3 separate regions of the Homo sapiens genome follow, and all the other regions are linked to region 1. The links are chromatin loops, found by intact Hi-C in ENCODE. Cell type or tissue: IMR-90. All regions are shown on one strand. Links, peaks and the distances in the headings refer to the core of each region. The heading gives the core; the rest is flanking DNA.

Region 1 (5,911 bases), core at 641-5,640:
AATCTCCAATGTTGGAGATGGGGCCTGGTGGGAGGTGTTTGGGTCATGGGGGTGGATCCTTCATGGCTTGATGCTGTCTTTGCAATGGTGAGTGAGTGCTCTTGAGATCTGGTTAAGTGTGTGGCACTTCCCCACCACCAACTCTCTTTCTCTTGCTCCAACTCTGCCATGTGACACATCTGCTCCTACTTCACCTTCATCCCTGAGTTAAAGCTCCCTGAGGCCTCCCCAGAAGCTGAGCAGATACCAGCACCATGCTTCCTGTAAAGCCTGCGGAACCATGAGCCAATTAAACCTCTTTTCTTTATAAATTACCCAGCCTCAGGTATTTCTTTATAGCAACACAAGAACAGCCTACCACTGGGGGAACAGAGTGAAGCCAGCCTGCTTCCACATCATCATTTTGGAACTGAGAGTCTATAACTATTGTTTATAGTTATTGCTTTTTGCACCTGTATAATAAAAGATTAAAAAACTAAAAGAAGTTACAACAAAAATACATTTATGCTATCTTTTATATTTACCTATTTAGTTACCTTTCTTCATGTGGGTTTGAGTTATTTTCTATTCAACTCAAAAGACTCCCTATGGCATTGGTTATAGGGAAGTTCTGGCAACAATGGACCCTCTTAATTTTTGTTTATATTGGAATGCCTTAATTTCTTCTACATTTTTGAAGGATCATTTTGCTGGATATAGAATGATTGGTTGAACTTTTTATTTTTCAGTATTGGACCTCATTGCCTTTTAGACACCATGGTTTCTAATGAGAAATCAACTGATAATCTTGTTCAAGATTGCTTGCATGTGATAAACCACTTATGTCTTGCTGCTTTCAAAAATTGTCTCTCTGTCTTTTGGCACATTGCTTATGATGTGTCTAGGTACAGATAACAGAGTTTATCCTACTTGAAGTTTGTTGCAACTTTGAAACCCAGCAAGGCAGTCATTAAATCTTAAAGTTCCAAAATAATCATCTTTTCCTTTATGTCCCACATGCTGGGAACACTACTGCAAGAAGTGGGTGACCAAGGCCTTGGGAAGTTCTGCCCCTATGGGTTTGCAGGCTTCAGACCCAATGGCTGCTCTCACAGGTTAGAACTGAGTACCTGCAGCTTTTCTAGGCACAGGGTGCAAGCTGCCAGTGATCTACCATTCTGGGGTCTAGAGGGCAGCACCCCATTCCCACAGCTCCACTAAGCAGAGCCCTCTTGGGGACTCTGTGTGGGTCTAGCAACCCTGAATTTCCCCTCTGAACTGCCCTAGTAGAGGTTCTACATGGGGACTCTGCCCCTGCAGCAGGCTTCTGCCTGGCATCCAGCCTTTTTCATATATCTTCTGAAATCTAGGCCAAGCCTCCTTCACTCTTGCACTCTGCATTCCTACAGGCTTAATGCCACATGGAAGCCACCAAGGCTTATGGCTTGTGCCCTCTTAAGTGACAGCACAAACTGTACCTGGGGTCCTTTGAGCTGTGGCTGGAGCTAGAATGGCCTAGATGCAGGCAGCACTGTTCCAAGACTGCACAGGGCAGTGGGGCTCTGGGCCTAGCCCATGGAATCATTCTTCTCTCCTAGGCTTCTGGGGCTATGACAGGAGGGGCTGCCTCTTAGATCTCTGAAATGCCTTTGAGGCCTTTTTCCCATTGTCTTGGCTGTCTTTTAGTTATGCAAGTTTCTCTAGGAAGTGGTTGCTCAGCAACCTGCTTGAATTCCTCCCCTGAAAATGCTTTTTCTTTCTCTGCCACATGGCCAGGCTGCAAATTTTCCAAACTTATATGCTCTGTTTCTTGTTCCAATACAAATTCCAACTTTAAGTCATTTCTCTGCTCCCGCATCTGACCAAAGCCTGTTAGAAGCAGCCAGGCCACATCTTGAACACTTTGTTGCTTAGAAATTTCCTTTACCAGATACCCTAGGTTGTCACTCTGAAGTTCAAATTTCCACAAGTCCCTAGGGCACAAACAGAATGCAGCCAACTTCTTTGCTAGGGCATAACAAGGGTGACCTTTGCTCCAGTTCTCCATAAGTTCCTCATTTCCATCTGAGACTTCATCAGCCTTCACTGTCCATAGCACTATCAACATTTTGGTCATAACCATTTAACCAGTCTCTAAGAAGTTCCAGATTTTCCCTTATCTTTCTGTTTTCTTCTGAGCTCTCCAAACTCTTCCAAGCTCTGCCTGTTACCCAGTTCCAAAGTCCCTTCCACATTTTCAGATATCTTCACAGCAATATCCCACTCTTCAGTACCAATTTTCTGTGTTAGTTCATTCTTGTATTGCTAAAAAGAAATACATGAGACTTGGCAATTTATTAAGAAAAGAGGTTTAATTGGCTCACAATTCTGCAGGATATACAGGAAGCATGGCACTATCATTTTCTTGGCTCCTGAGGAGGACTCAGGGAGCTTTAATTCATGGCAGAAGGCAAAGCAGGAGCTGGCACATTATGTGGCAGAACAGGTACAAGAGAGAATGGGGGGTGGGAAGGTGCCATATACTTAAACAACCAGATCTCATAAGAACTCACCCACTATTGTAAGGAGAGCACCAAGCCATGAGAGATCTGCCCTCATGACCCACACACCTCCCACCAGGCCCTCCCTCCAATGTGGGGGATTACATTTCAACATGAGATTTGGGTGGTGGGAATATCCAAACTATATCACCCCCCAACCAACAAAAACAAAAATAAATATACACACCAATATTATCCCCATCAACATCTCAGAACTCAAATATGAAGATGAGATAGTTCTTGGGGCCACAGAGAAGTGAAAAAACTCTGAGACAACAGTGAGAGAACTGGACTTCCTCATCTGTGATGGTTTTCCCCCATCTTCTTGACATGAAGTACATGGAAAATCTCCCCCCAACTCATGGTTTCTACACACACAAAAAAGTGAGATTGAGGTGGACGACCAGCTTCCCCACCATCTTGAACTACTTGACAGGAGACCTCTCCCTCCCTAAACCCCTGGGAAGCATCAGGAGTGCCCGAAAAGAAAAATATCCCTATGAAGAGCCAGAGACAAAAGGGGGAAGTGGGACTACCATCCCACCCTAGAAATTTTTCTCTGTAGCTTGACAAAAAGAGATACCAAATCGGAGTGGCTGCTCAGCATCACCACACTGTAGGAGGTTTATTCCATTACTCCCCAGGGCATGAACCCATAGCCAGCTTCCCACACTGCTGGAATATCCCTTTGGCATTTCTCCTGTTCAGGATAAGTGGTACTCTGATTATTTACTAGAACTGAGGCAAACCTGAGCTTAAGGCACCATCTAGTGCCAAAAAGGAGGCAGCAACATAGCAGATTGTTTTTAACAAAAAGAAAATTGAAAAGTAAATTACAAAGAATTTTTTAGTAAACATATCTGATAAAAAATCAAAACAAACCAGATAGAGAATACTGGAATAAATAATACTTCAATACAAAGACACAGATGTACATGCACACGAAACAACAGCAAACAGGGAACCATGACTACCTCAAACATACAAAGCTGGGAACCAGTGACTGACTCTCACAAGATGATGATAATGTGAACTCTCTCACCAAGAATGCAAAGTAGCAGTTTTAAGGAAACTTGGTGATCTTCAAGGTAACACAGAAAAGCAATTCAGAAATTTATCAGAAAAAATTAACAAAGCGATTAAAGAGAAAATCTTGGAACTGAGAAATACATTTGCTGAACTGAAAAAAATCATGAGAGGCTCTCAACAGTAGAATGGATCAAGCAGAGGAAAGAATCAGTGAGTTCAAAGACAGGTTACCTGAAATACAGAAAGAGAAAAAAAGGAAAAAAATGAAAAGCAATGAAGAATGCCTATAAGACATGGAAAACTACCTCAAAAGATAAAATCTAAGAATTATTAGTGTTCAAGTTGAACAAGTTGAACAAGAACAAGGAGGTAGAAAGCTTATTCAAAGACATATTAACAGAAAACTTGCCAAACTTTGAGAAAGAGATAAATATCCAGGTAAGGGAAGGTCAGAGAACATCAAACCGATTTCACTCAAATAAAGCTACCAAAAGGCACATAATAATCAAACTCTTAAACCTCAAGGAAAGAGAGATAATCCTAAAAGCAGCAAGAGAAAAGTAAATAAAATGTAAAGGAGATCCGATTCATCTGGCAACAGACTTCTCAGTGGAAACTGTACATGCCAGGAGTGAGTAGGATGACATTTTCAAAGTGCTGAAAGAAAAAAAAAATAACTTATATCCAAGAATATTGTCTCCATAAAGCTATCTTTCGAATATGAAGAAGAGACAAGGTCTTTCCCAGATAAACAAAAGCTGAGATAATTCACCACCAGGAGACCTGTCTATAAGAAATGCTAAAGAAAGGTCTTCAATCTAAAGAAAAAAATAAAAAACACTTAACATGCAAGAAGAAAGCATTTCAAGGTATTAAACCCACTGATACAATTTAGTGCATTAGACAAACCCAAAATGCTCTACTACTATAATTGTGGTGTTCAGTCCACTCATAACAATAGTATGAAGCCCAAAAGACAAATATTTCAAAAACAATAATAGCTACAGCGGCCTTTTAAGAAACAGGTAACGTAAAAAATATGTAAATTGAGACTACTAAAAGTCAAAATAGATGGAGCTTAAAATGTAGAGTATTTTTTTCTTTGTTTCTATTTTTTCTTTGTGATCTAAGTTGTCATTTATTTAAAATAACTTATTATATCTATGTGTTTTGTAAGCCTCATAGTAACCACAATGCAAAAACCTATAAAAGAGTGACAAAAAATTAAAAGCAACAAATTAAAACATACTACCAGAGGAAATCACTTAAACACAAAGGAAGACAGAAAGAAAAAAAGAAGAGAGGGGTTACAAAACAACCAGAAAACAAGCAAAGAGAGGGGTTACAAAACAACCAGAAAACAAGCAAAAAATGGCCATTGTAAGTCTTCACTTATCAACAATAACACTGAATGTAAATGGACTAAATTCTCCAATTAAAAGGCATAGAGTGGCTGAATGAATAAAGAAACATGACCCAACTATATGCTGCCCACAGGAAATTCACTTCCTCTATAAAGACACACAGACTGAAAGTGAAGGGGTGGAAAAAGATATTCCATATAACTAGCAACCAAAAAAGGTCAAGAGTAGCTATACTTATATCAGATAATAGACTACAAATCAAAGACTGTAAAAAGAGACAAAAACACTATATAATGATAAAGGGGTCAATTCAGCAAGAAGATATAAAATCATAAATATCTACGCACCCAACACCATAGCTCCCAAGTATATAAACATTAATAAATCTAAAGGGAGAGATAGATTGTAATGTAATAATAACAGGGAACTTCAATACCCCATTTTCAGTAATGAACAGATCATCCATACAGAAAATCAACAAATATTGGAGTTAAGCTACACCCTTGACCAAATAGGCCTAAATGTCATTTACAGAACATTTCACGCAGTTGCTGCAGAATACATACTCCTTTCATCAGCACATGGAACATTCTACAGAACAGATCATATCATAGAACACAAAACAAGTATCAACAAATTCAAAAATTAGAAATCATATCAAGTATCTTTTTTGACCACAATGAAATAAAACTAGATATCAATAACAAGAGAAACCTTGGAAAATACACAAACACATGAAAATCAAACAACATGCCTCTAAATGACCAATGGATCAATGAATAAATTAAGAAGAAAATTTAAAAATATCTTAAAAAAATAAAATGTAATATACCAAAATCTATGGATATAGCAAAAATAGTACTAAGAGGGAAGTTTATAGGAATAAACTTTCTTCATAATTCAAAAAAGTAGAAAGGCTTCAAATAAACCACCTAACAATGTTCCTCAAAGAAAGAGGAAAGAAAGAATAAACCAAACCCAAAATTAGTAGAAGGAAAA
Region 2 (5,911 bases), core at 618-5,617, 1.4 Mb before region 1:
AGGCTAAACTTCATTCAACACAGTGCAGAGTGTGTAGGCAGCATCCATGAATGAGAAAGTTATAGCGTGTGAGTGTGTGTGCACAGGGCAGCACCTGTGGCTGAAAAAGTCACAGCAGGCGAGTGTGGGCATGCACAAGGCAGAAGGATGGGACAGCATGGCCGGCCAGTGCATGGTCACTGGGGGATTTGCATGGCAGGCCAGCTGGATGGTTTCTGGGGGATTTGCATGTCGGGCCAGTGCGATGGTAACTGGGGATTTTTCATAGCAGGCCAGTTTGATGGTAACTGCAGGGTTTGCATGGTGGGCCAGTGCAATGGTAACTGGGGGACTGGGTGATTTTCAGATGCAAGAACTCTTCCCATTTCTTCAAAGCGGGTACTGACATGCTGAGCTGTTCATCTGCATGACTGCAACCTCTGTGGGAAGTTGGGGAAGCCACAGACAGAGGCATTTTCTTTTCTTTCTCACAGGTCTGGGGTATCGCTGCCACTGTGTTACTCCCTCCAATGATTAAGTCCTACAGAAGCCAAGCCCTTTTGGGAATCAGGCTCAGAGTGGGCTGTGTCCTCACCTTAGTAGCTTCCCTTGTCCAGGCCCCTGACAACAGTCATGGGTGGCGGGGCCTCCAGTTTCAGTGAGCTTTGGGGATTTTCTGTAGCGCACCACCTTCCGCTCCTTAACCTGCATGAACAGAGATGACCATGGCCCATCAGAAGATGGAGAAACTAGACAGGGGGGCATGTGTGCCCCCTTTTCCAGAGCCTCACAATGACTCAGCGTTTGGGCAAGAGATGGATCCCAGGACTCCCAAACATTCTTCCAGCCTCGCACAGTTCACCAGAGAGTCACAGTGACTCATTCTCATCCTCAAAGTCTTTTCCCACTCAGGTGTCTGGTAAGAAGCCTGGTTAGAAGCTCCACTGCAGGAAGAAGGACATCTTGCCATGTGTTTTGAACACATGTTGTCTTGTTATATGTTGTGAACATAGATGTTTTCAATTGATTTTAACAAAACACATTATACATTCCATTAAGAAAAAAAAACAATCAGTGTGTTTGCTTTGCTGTCTGTGAAAGATGTTTCAAATGAAGTGGAGTGATCTAATTTCATTGTCGGCTCCTGAAGAATTCATATAGCAGAGTGAAAACATCCATCAGTATTTGGACATGTACTCCTTGTGGTTTAAAATAAGGGCCAAGCACGCCTTTTATTTGGTGATATTCAACATAAAGAAGGCGTTTTCTATGTTTTTGTGATCTCATTTTGCTTTCTTTGAAGACGAATATCATTTTTAGAACAAAAAAGATTGTAAAATAATTATGTCATCAGAATTCAATGATAATTCACAGGAAAACAGGACACTGATTGTGTTGGTCAAACAGCCCATGCGCACGGTAAGCCGAGTGTGACTTTGTTTATCAAATGCTCATGTGGCGAGACCGATCTCTGGACTCTGTCCTGGGTTCCCGGGCTCCACCCAGGCTGCATCTCCCATCCCCCCGGTGCACACGCTGTGTTGCTGCATCTCCCAACCCCCGGTGCACACGCTGTGTTGCTGCATCTCACATCCCCCGGTGCACACGCTGTGTTGCTGCATCTCCCATCCCCCGGTGCACACGCTGCGTTGCTGCATCTCGCATCCCCCCGGTGCACACCCTGTGTTGCTGCATCTCGCATCCCCCTGGTGCACACGCTGTGTTGCAGTTCTTGCCTCGTAGGAGCCGTCCATGGCAGCTGGCAGGTGGAGGATCCTGCCTTTTGAGTACTGTGTTCCTGGGTCAGTGCAAAGTCAGGTGCACTGGAGCAGGCTCCTATCAGCTAAACATTCAGGAAGTTTGAGAGGCTGATGTTAAGGTAGCTTGAAGTGGTCATGAGAGAAAAATTTGCACCCTGAAAGTTGACAAATGCTTCAAATCAGGACTCCTCCTCCATCCTGTCCCAGCTGAATACAGAGAAACGATTCATCTTTTGCCGACCTCTGTTGCCTTTTGGCAAAGTAAAGTCATGAGACTTCAGGAAGCAATTCAACTTCTCAAAATGAATTAAATAGCTTTCATGAGCTTGCAAATGTCTGCCTTTCTTATAGGAGGAGGCAGAGGGTTCAGCCTCCCTAGAGAAGTGATATTATAATCTCCACCTCTGTCTCCTTTTGGCAAAGTGAAGTCACGAGATTTCGGGAAGCAATTCCCGTCTACATTCAGCACCTGCAATTGCATTAAAGGACATCCCGGGCAGAGGAAAAGCAAGGCCACGGGCACAGGGCGGGGCAGTGGCAAAGGTGATGGGGAAGGGTGGCTGCCGACATGGTGGTCAGCAGGCTGCAGCCACCTTGTGACCAGGAGGTATGCCTTGCTCAGAAGCCCAGATGCTTGATGCATGTACCGTCCAGATGTTCTAAGCCATGTGCACAGAGAGCCCTCGGGCCTAACAACACATACATCACTGTCAATCCCGAAGCACCGTCATGGAGATTTATCCACCCTCCAACAGCATCAGTGCCCAGGAATCCGCCCAGATGAGATGAGTTCCAGGAAAATGTTGTCCCTCAGGAGTCCTGGGCTTTACTTTCAGATACACTACTCTCTTCAGGTATGAATTCCATAGTCATTTCCATGTTAAGCCTCAGCCTTTTCAGTGTAAAATGGCAGTTCCAGGGGGAAATGTTGTACAGTAGGATAAGCCAGACTCAAATTACTGAAAACATCCTGAATTAGTAGCCACATTTCCACGTTTCGGTGGCCCCTGGCAGGTGGAGGTTATCAGAGCGTCTGGCAGCCCTCTCATTCCCAGGCTAAAATGAGGTCTGACTGCAGCTCATACAGCTGGAGTGTGGCCTGGTGAGGAAGGGTTTAGAAGACCGAGAGGAGGCTAACATCCTACAAAGCACAACAGTCACTTCCTGAAACATACCTTAGGTGTGATTTTAAACTTGACTCATTTGACGCACTTTTTCTGGCACTTACAGAGATGAGGCCATCTTCTCTTCTGACTGCTTTAAGCTCTTGCCAGGCATTGCCAAAAAAAAAAAATAACCTGGGGACGAGCCGCCCACCCAGCAGTAGTATTGATCCGTGCTTGCCAACGGTCCTTTGCTTTCGTGTCTGTAAGCTGTGGCTCCCTGCGGGTCAGTCTTCCTGACTCAGAGGAGCAGACACTTCTGCATTACTCACTGTTCTAAAACGTCCTTGTAAACACCAGAGATTTATTCTTCAGCTTTGCTGTCAGATGGCTAATCTCTCATTTATGGGTTTGTGCTGACTAGTGCATAGCCAGCACAGCACGGGCTGCCGCTCTCCACTCCCCCAGAGAAGGGCCCAGGGTCCCCCCTGCCCCGGCTCCCAGAGCTCAGCTCTGGTATTCAAGGCAGGACCTACCCACCTGCCTGAGGGCTCGCCAACAGTGTTACATGACGACCTAGAATAAAAGCTGCAGAGACTTCAAAAGAGAGGTCTCCTTTAAAGGCAGTGAAGTAGGCGTTTTGGAGAAAAGATGTCTATGGTTGCTAAACACTCACATTTTCAGGAGCCTTGGTAAACCTGGAGAAACTGTTTGATTTCTAAGTCAACATACTTCACCCAGTCATCCTTCCATTTGGTTAAACTGCATAAAGCTCATCACTGTAACATCACTTCACTAGGGGGCTGACCCCCTCTGTCTCCTTTAACAAAGGCAGATATTTGCAAGCCCGTGAAACACAGTGGGCTGAACATGTTCCTACATTGTTATATTGGAAGTGGAAGCAGCTGCTCCTAATTTGGTCATCTTCCCTCAAGCAGGAAGGTGTCGCCAAGCAGAGGGTCCCACGGAGCCAAGACTCCACAGACTGCTACGTGACCACAGGGATGGGTTAGACCCGCTTCCAGCTTCTGCAGCTAAAGCAACAGCCCCCACAGGGCAGAGGAAAGCGACAAAACCAAATCCCAGCGCTTCTGAAATGGACACATCTGCCCTCTGGAAAAAATCAATTGGCGTTGCCGTGACAGATTCTGCCGCCCAGCAAGACGCGAAGTGATTTAGTAATCTAGTTGTTTTTTGTTTTTGATTAAGCAAACAGTTTTCTACAAAAGCAGCTAACCCTCTCCTATCATTGCCGGAGCATGGGCTTGGTAAAGGAAGTAGGTGCAAAATGCTGGATTTTATTGATTCTCCAAATGAAGTGTTCCCACAAGGCGAAGAGGTGGAGCTCCGGAAATGCTCACCGTGTCTGTCTTCTCCCTGGCATGGTGGGGCTGGCTGCACAAACACTCGAAGAAGTCTTTGAATGCCAGCCCTCAGCACGTGGGGCAGGTGCAATGGTGCCTGGAGTCTCAAAGCTGAGTCATGTAAGAATCCGCTTAAAATGGGTTCAATGTTGACAAACACTGACTTAAAAAAAAATTTAACACTGACTTTAAAAAGCCAGTCTATTAAAATGTCTTTCAACTGTAAATGTTTACATCAAAAGTTTCATCTTTATAATCACTAATTTAAAAAAACTACCAGTGAAGTGAACACACACACACACGCACTCTCACACACATGCACGCACACACACACACGCACATGTGTGCACACACAATGCACACACACGCACACACACAAAGCACATATGCACACGCACACACAGGCACACATGCACACACACCCGCGCACACACACGTGATTATCTTCTTTCTTTTTGAGATGGAGTCTCACTGTATCACCCAGGCTGGAGTACAGTGGTGCAATCTTGGCTCACTGCAGCCTCCGCCTCCCGGGTTCAAACCATTCTCCTGCCTCAGCCACCCGATTAGCTGGGACTACAGGCATGTGCCACCATGCCTGACTGATTTTGTATTTTCAGTAGAGATGGGGTTTCACCATGTTGGTCAGGCTGGTCTTGAACTCCTGACCTCAGGTGATCCACCTGCCTCAGCCTCCCAAAGCGCTGAGATTACAGGTGTAAGCCACCACGCACGGCCACGTGATTATCTTCTCACTCATCACTCTGAGTGCTATGTTTGAAGACCCCGGCTGAAGACCACTGATGTGATGTAAAGATCTGGGCTTTGCCAAGATGGATTTAAGTTTAAATTCCAGCTCCGCCACTCAGTGCCTCTGTAAATTTGGGCCATTTAAACTCTCCAGTCTGTTTATACACAAAGAGAGCAAACAGCATCTGCTCCACAGTGGCTGTGAGGCCTGCACGGAGTGTCAGGAGAGCATCTGGTACACAACAGAGAGACAATTGCAAGCTTCGCTCCGCTTTCTCCTGTAACAAATATTGATTGAATTGGTTGAATATTGATTTGGAAGCTCCATTAGCAGGTGAGTTTCCAAATGCTCACCTCCACTGAGGTGAGCTCAGGGGCTCCTCCAGGACAAAGCCAGTGGTGTGGGGAAGAACACTTTCTTCTGGGCCATTTGGGGTGAACTCCTGGGGTTGGGAGCACTGGCTCTAGGCAGCCTGTGTGTGACACCAATCTCGTTCGGACCTGGGACTTTATGCAAATGGCTTACTTCCTCTGTGCCTCAGTTTCCCTATCTATAAAATGAGGAGGGTAATAGTGCCTTCCTTAGAGGGCTGTATTAATGTTAGTCTTGGTTGTTATTATAGGAAAATGCATTTTTCCCCTCGGCCTTCTTTTGTTCAATCTCTTCAATTTTCTTCCTCTCTGATACATTTGTTATTTTTATCATGCCCCCTTTCCTGGACTAAAGGAGAATATTCAATTAAAGTAATGCAGTTTGAAAGCTCTGAAGGAGGAGTCTTTTCTTCCTCAGCCCCAATTACTTTGATAATTGGAGTGAGTCCTACATATGACCGCAGCTAAGAGCCATCGATGGGGAGATGGACACCACAATTTCCTATTTCATTACAAAAAATGGTGCCAATTAAATCGAGTCAAATCTTTCTTACCATTTAGACTTTTTACATTTTTTCTTACA
Region 3 (5,911 bases), core at 618-5,617, 450 kb before region 1:
TGGTACCGAGTTGCTATTGCTCTGAAATCTTTCAATGGAGTATGTTAAAACATACATTAGAATATAGAAATATAAAAACATACATTAGAATATAGAAATACAGAAACAGATTCCTTTGCTCAATTTGGTTCACATATGAGATTTCTGTTCTTTCATTAAAAGCTCATTTCCTACACAAAATTAACATAATTACTTATATTTTTATCCTACAATGATATTCTGAATTGATTTTGCAAAATACTTAAGACCTGTCTTCTACCTTGGTAAGTAAAAAAAAAAAAAGTTTGTATTGTTTCAGCATAATCTGTAGGTATCTACGCAAAACCTACTCACGAGGCTAACTTCAGAAGGCTCATTTTCACCTCCCTATAAATCTGATTTCCTTTGTCCACTGACTCAGGCAGTTCCAACCCCCATTTTATAAGACACTTTCACCAAAGAACCAAAATGTCAGACCAAGTAAACAGCACCACGGATCACTTGCTTGTCATAAACGCAGCCAAAATGGCATTGCTGCTACAATGGCTATTTAAATCTGCTGTTTTTCTTCCCTAGATAAATCTAGAAAAATCACCATGTTCTTTGAGGGAAGCTGAGAGGGAAAACCAAAAAAGTACAAAACCAGATTCAGAAGAGAAAGGAAAGATTATCTTGAGTGAGGTTGTCCTCCAAAGACAACTCTTGGCAGAGGCTGGTGGTACGGGGAGACGTCAAAGCCTCCATGTTCAGGCGTCCAGGGTCCCAGCCTCTAAAACGGCTTCTGCCATCCATGGCCGCCAGACATTATTTTTGACTAAATTCCATACTTTTTTATCTGAATTGGCTTTTGCACATGAGACAGGCAAAGGGTTTAAAAATAGTTACACCATAGTCCATTGACTTCTCATTTTTATCACTTACACGGATAAGTCATTTTTAAAAATCAAGGGTATCTTTTTGATGTGCACCTAGCATTTGCGTGAGGGTGGTGTGTTAACACTGGAAAATAGGGCTAATTCAGACTTCCTTGTTACCGGGCCCCAGTTTTTAAGTGATCTGGAAGTCCTGAGTGGATTGTGTATCCACTGAGCTACTGCCCATTGTCTGGTAGTTCTCAGAGGACCGTGCAGAAACTGATAGGAAGTGAAATACTATTTGTGTTCGCTTGTGTAGGTGAATACATCTCCAGGATGAGGCCACCCATTTTGGCTTCCACTAACCCGGAGGAACCTGGAGCAAGGAAACCAAAGGAAGTATTCAGGAAGCTTCAGATTTGACTGCTGGCATTATAGGCAAGAATTACACACACATGACTTACTGTTCACTATTGGTGAGAACTCGTGTTCTCATTTCGGGCAATGTTTAGAATGAAGCTCCATTAAACATGCTTGCTCCGAGGAATATCCTTAGAACGGCCATGCTTCTTATTGTGATTGTTATGTTATTTTAAGGTAATTCTTGCCTTTTGGCTGGTTGATTGCATTCTTTAGTTTGAGGCTATGCTTCTGACCTCATTACTCCAATGTCCATCTGCGTCAGCGTCACCTTGACAACAAGAGCAGGGGATGCGTCTTGCATGAGTGGGTGGCCAAAGAGACAAACCTCTGGCTTTCTGGGAGCTCCTAGCGTTCTCCTTGAAACCCTTAACACATATGTGTTTTCTCTGCTCTACATTAGATCTCTAGACTTATCCTACAAAGCTGAAACTGTACTGTTTGACCTACAACCTCCCATTTCCCAGGTGTTCATTCCTGCTCCTTACACTGGTAATTTGCCAAGAGAGTAAATTTTAGGTTACCTTACTGTGATGGTTAATACTGAGTGTCAACTTGATTGGATTGAAGGATACAAAGTATTGATCCTGGGTTTGTCTGTGAGGGTGTTGCCAAGGGAGATCCACATTTGAGTCAGTTGTCTGGGAAAGGCAGACCCACCCTTAATCTGAGTGGGCACCATCTAATCAGCTGCCAGTGAATATAAAGCAGGCAGAAAAACTTGAAACGAGAGGCTGGCCTAGCCTCCCAGCCTACATCTTTCTCCTGTGCTGGATGCTTCTTGCCCTTGAACATCAGAATCCAAATTCTTCATTTTTGGAACTTGGCCTGGCTCTCCTTGCTCCTCAGCCTGCAGACCGCCTATTGTGGGACCCTGTGATTGGGTGAGTTAATACTTAATAAACTCCTCTTTTACATATACATCTATTGCATTAGCTCTGTACCTCTAGAGAACCCTGACTGATACACTTACCATGCCCGCACACACACAGCAACTGTGTGAAATGATGTCCGCATTAATTGGCTTGACTGTAGTCCTTGCTTCCCTATGAGTGTGCATGACCAGATCACTGGATCCAAACAGCGTGTCACACACCTTAAATACATGCAATACAGTAAATTAAAACTATGACGTTCCCATGTGTTCTTAGCATGATGAAAAAGAAATGCCAGATTCACAGTGTGTTTTCTGGGGAGAGCAAAGAGGGGAAATTTATGTGCCAAACTGGAGTCCCTTAAAAGAAAATGAATTTCAGATATTTCAGCCTGCTCTCACCAGGAGGGGTTCTCTGCTAATAATTGTGAAGGAACGCGATAGTCAGAGGCACAGAGGGCCTGAGTGCAGCTTTAATAACTTTGGACAGGACCTGGGTCCTGAGCGTGAGTCACGCTGAGGTCGCTGTGAACGGCTGAGCCCTGGGCTGTGAGTCAGCCCCTCGAGGCGCATGATACAGCTTCAGGCTCCACCAACAGTAGGTGCTTAGAGACTCATGGGCTGCTGGGTTATGACCGAATGAATCAGCCTGAGGGAGAAGATGGTTTTACGACAGAAAGTGGGACTGTGGTGCCAATTTTCTGTTTGAGTTTTGTGTGTCTACACAGTTTGACAAAAATGGCATTTTATTTAAGCATTGTGCACATTTCTTAGAGAATCCGAGGTGACCTATCTTGAGAAAAGGAATTCAAGCTGGACCGACCACAGACCTCGTGCTAAGCATTGGAATCATTGCCCTGCCAGATAGCATTTCAACATCTATTTCCATCCTTCTTCACAATATTACTTTTAACTGATGTCAAAATAAACAAGCCTAGGAATATCCAAGCAATTTGTTCTCAGAGCGCCTGGTGTCCAGTTCAGTGCCTGGACTGAGTCAATAGCACTGTGAGTGATAACATTCTTTATACTGTTAACCAAAAAAAAAGATAGGTTCCATGATTTTTTGTGCCCCACGTATTAATACATGGTTGTAGCAATTATTTTCATGCACAAGGACTGTGCACCTACCTGTGTTTTTGATTCTGCATTAAGGAACCATTCATATCAAATGTTATAAACCAGGGAGCTGGGTTTATAGTTAACATACACACATGCACACAAAATAACTGTCAACATTTAAGCAAGTTGCTTACAGATTAAAACTATGTTGACAATAATCGCAAATAGAGTACTATTGACACCTCAGAAGGACTTCTGTTGCCCTCCTCACCCTCCCTCCCTTCCTTCCAGAAGGTGACCCCTAATCTGAGGGCCAACGCTGCAAAGCGGCTCTGTCTGTTTCAAAGCTGAGCACACGTGGTGTCACGTGACACATGGTCTTTTGCGTCTGACCCCTTCTAGTCTGCATGATGTTTGTGGCATTCATCCATGTCCTATGCAGTAGAGAAGATGCCATTCCTGTAAAGTAACTCATTGTAAAAAGAGACACCGTTACTTATTGATACATGCTACTGCTGATAGACATTTGATGTGTTCTCAGTTTGAGGTCATAATGAATAAGACTTCTGTGAACATACTTGATATGGCTTGGCTCTGTGTCCCCACCCAAATCTCATCTCAAATTGTGATCCCCATGTATCGAGGGTGGGACCTGGTAGGAGGTGATTGGATCGTGGGTGCGGTTTCCCCCAGGCTGTTGTGATAGTGAGGAAGTCTCATGAGAGCTGATGGTTTAAAGGTGGCGCTCCTCACTTGGTTCTTGGTTCTCTCTCTCTCCTGCTGCCTTGTGACGAAGGTATTTGCTTCTCCTTCACCTTCCTCCATGATTGTAAGTTTCCTGAGGCCTCCCCAGCCATGCTGAACTGTGAGTCAATTAAACCTCTTTCCTCTATAAATGACCCAGTTTCAGGCAGTTCCTTACAGCAGTGTGAAAATGGATGAATACAACACCGTGTGCTTCCTTGGTGCTCATATGCACGTTTATGATGTCTGATGTCGCGGCAATGAATATGTCTTCACAGGACGCCAGCTGCAACCATCTGCAATCCACTGCTGCCTTAGTGTGAAGGCTGCACTGCCTGGGAGCTGTTCCTCAGCAACATTCACGTGGATAGGAAGGCTTAGCGGAGCCCGTCCTTGGGGAGGCGCTGGGCTTCTCTGACCGCTGGCTTTGGCCTTGGGGCTCTGCAGCAGCAGTGGCAGTCTCTCAGTCTACAAAGAGGTCCAAGATGCATCCTCCCAGCCTCCTTTCTCTCTGTCCTCCTCTGGGGTAGAACTCGAGTCCCAGCCTGGCCACTCTCCCACATTGTTTCCCTTGCACAGGCATTCCTCCTTGTAAAATCCTCACCCAGTTAATGTCAGTGTGGCCTCTGCTCCCCGGAGCCCCGGACCACCCAGGGTCCTGCCCAGATCCTCTTAGATTCCATGCACAGCGTGCGTCTGTGGGTTTGCTGCTTGGGGTCCACACCACAGACCTCATGAGAGTATCCAGAGGCTGTGGAACAGGGTGTCCCATCGGGAGGGAGGAGTGCTTAGGAATCCAAAGCCCCAGATGAGTCTGTGGCCTGGGAGTGACCGGGCAAAAGCCCCTTGCACTCGCCTCAAGGCAGGACATATCCCGAGACGCAGTTTCTACTTCAGTGCCCTTTGACAGATCCGGCTGAGGCTGGGACTTCACCTGAAATCCAAGGTTTGAAGAGAATGGCAGGAGTTTGAAGTTGTTCCTGAGAATTAGGGAGCGAATTTTGACCAGGGAATCACAGCTAGGGAGAGGCCAGAGCTAAGGACCCACTTGGCGCTGTAACTGGGGGCATCCCGAGAGCCGCACTCACCCGAATTGAACCAAACGCATCAGGACCACAGTGTGTCTACATTTCAAAAGTACCTTATTCTTATTGACACAGCAGATTTGTACACAAGAATAAACAATATGAACCAACACTTTATGGTTTTTATTTAAAAGTGTGCCTTTGAGAAGTGATGAAAAAGCAGAATTTTCTGGAGAAAAACTTGGGAATCAGATGATGAAATCACTTTCCAAAATATGACTTTACATTAGAATGTCTGCTAGAGAAGCCTGGAATCTGGATAAGACCAACAACAGGAGGCTGCAGCTCCTACACCAGCCCCACCCTGATGTTCTGGGTGGCCTGGAGCAAGGAATGGGATTCCTGGGTTTCCTGACTCCACATCCTGAGAGGCTGCACCAGCCCCAGAGCAGCCCAGTTGAACGGACGGAGCAGCAGGGCTGGGGTCAAGTGGAATGCTCCCAACCCCTGCTAGGAATGCTGACCATCACCATGGGTCTTCATAAATACCCTGTGGCTATAGAAGTATTTGGGAATTCACCAAGATATCCCAGCTGCCTCTCCTACAGAATTCTTCATCTTGACCCTAGATAATTACTGCATTGCAAATTCAGAAAACTATGTGACCAGCTTCATGCCAGAGAGCCACTCGGGGCTGTGAAAGAGTTTAGCCATGACACACAGTGCATTGCAGGAGAACGGCCTTCTCTGTGTAATGAGACCCCTACGGCTGCAAACCTCGGTGCTTTCATTACAGTTCCATCTTAGCAAAATTATTTCACTCCTTGAAGCCTCAGTTCCCATATGTGTAAAATGGGGAAATAGCTCAACCTCCCAGGAGCACAGGCAGGTATTCCAAAGACATGGACAATTACTAGTGTAAACTGGGATCCATTTCTTGAAAGTAAGCATTT

Evidence for each region. Peaks named below come from ENCODE experiments on the same cell type or tissue, not always from the same donor. Only the 100,000 strongest peaks of a DNase experiment are listed, where the experiment ranks them.
Region 2: it touches region 1 in a loop (9-fold over the local background); 2 of 110 quality-filtered maps call a loop at or near these places.
Region 3: a loop joins it to region 1, with 2.8 times the contacts of the local background. A loop is called at or near these places in 2 of 110 quality-filtered maps.

The regions. Positions count from the first base shown.
Region 1 is chr6:169,517,041-169,522,951 of GRCh38, forward strand. The region is part of intron 25 of WDR27 (WD repeat domain 27); the gene reads right to left. Among named protein-coding and RNA genes, the nearest start is that of LINC02519, 130 kb to the left of the region's middle. In IMR-90, for the core only: a CTCF peak has its summit at 3,291 (motif pointing left); a DNase peak (open chromatin) is centred at 3,271.
Region 2 is chr6:168,154,573-168,160,483 of GRCh38, forward strand. No RefSeq gene overlaps it. Among named protein-coding and RNA genes, the nearest start is that of FRMD1, 78 kb to the left of the region's middle. RefSeq lists enhancers at 1,077-2,076, 2,077-3,074, 3,075-4,073. In IMR-90, for the core only: no CTCF peak of the experiment used is centred there; DNase peaks (open chromatin) are centred at 839, 3,019 and 3,169.
Region 3 is chr6:169,068,037-169,073,947 of GRCh38, forward strand. It overlaps LOC102724357 (a long non-coding RNA gene), which reads left to right. Exons shown (of 2, transcript NR_134619.1): 2 at 1,153-1,388. Among named protein-coding and RNA genes, the nearest start is that of LINC01615, 92 kb to the right of the region's middle. RefSeq lists an enhancer at 1,778-2,977. In IMR-90, for the core only: a CTCF peak has its summit at 2,540; DNase peaks (open chromatin) are centred at 2,725 and 5,485; H3K27ac peaks cover 3,510 bases.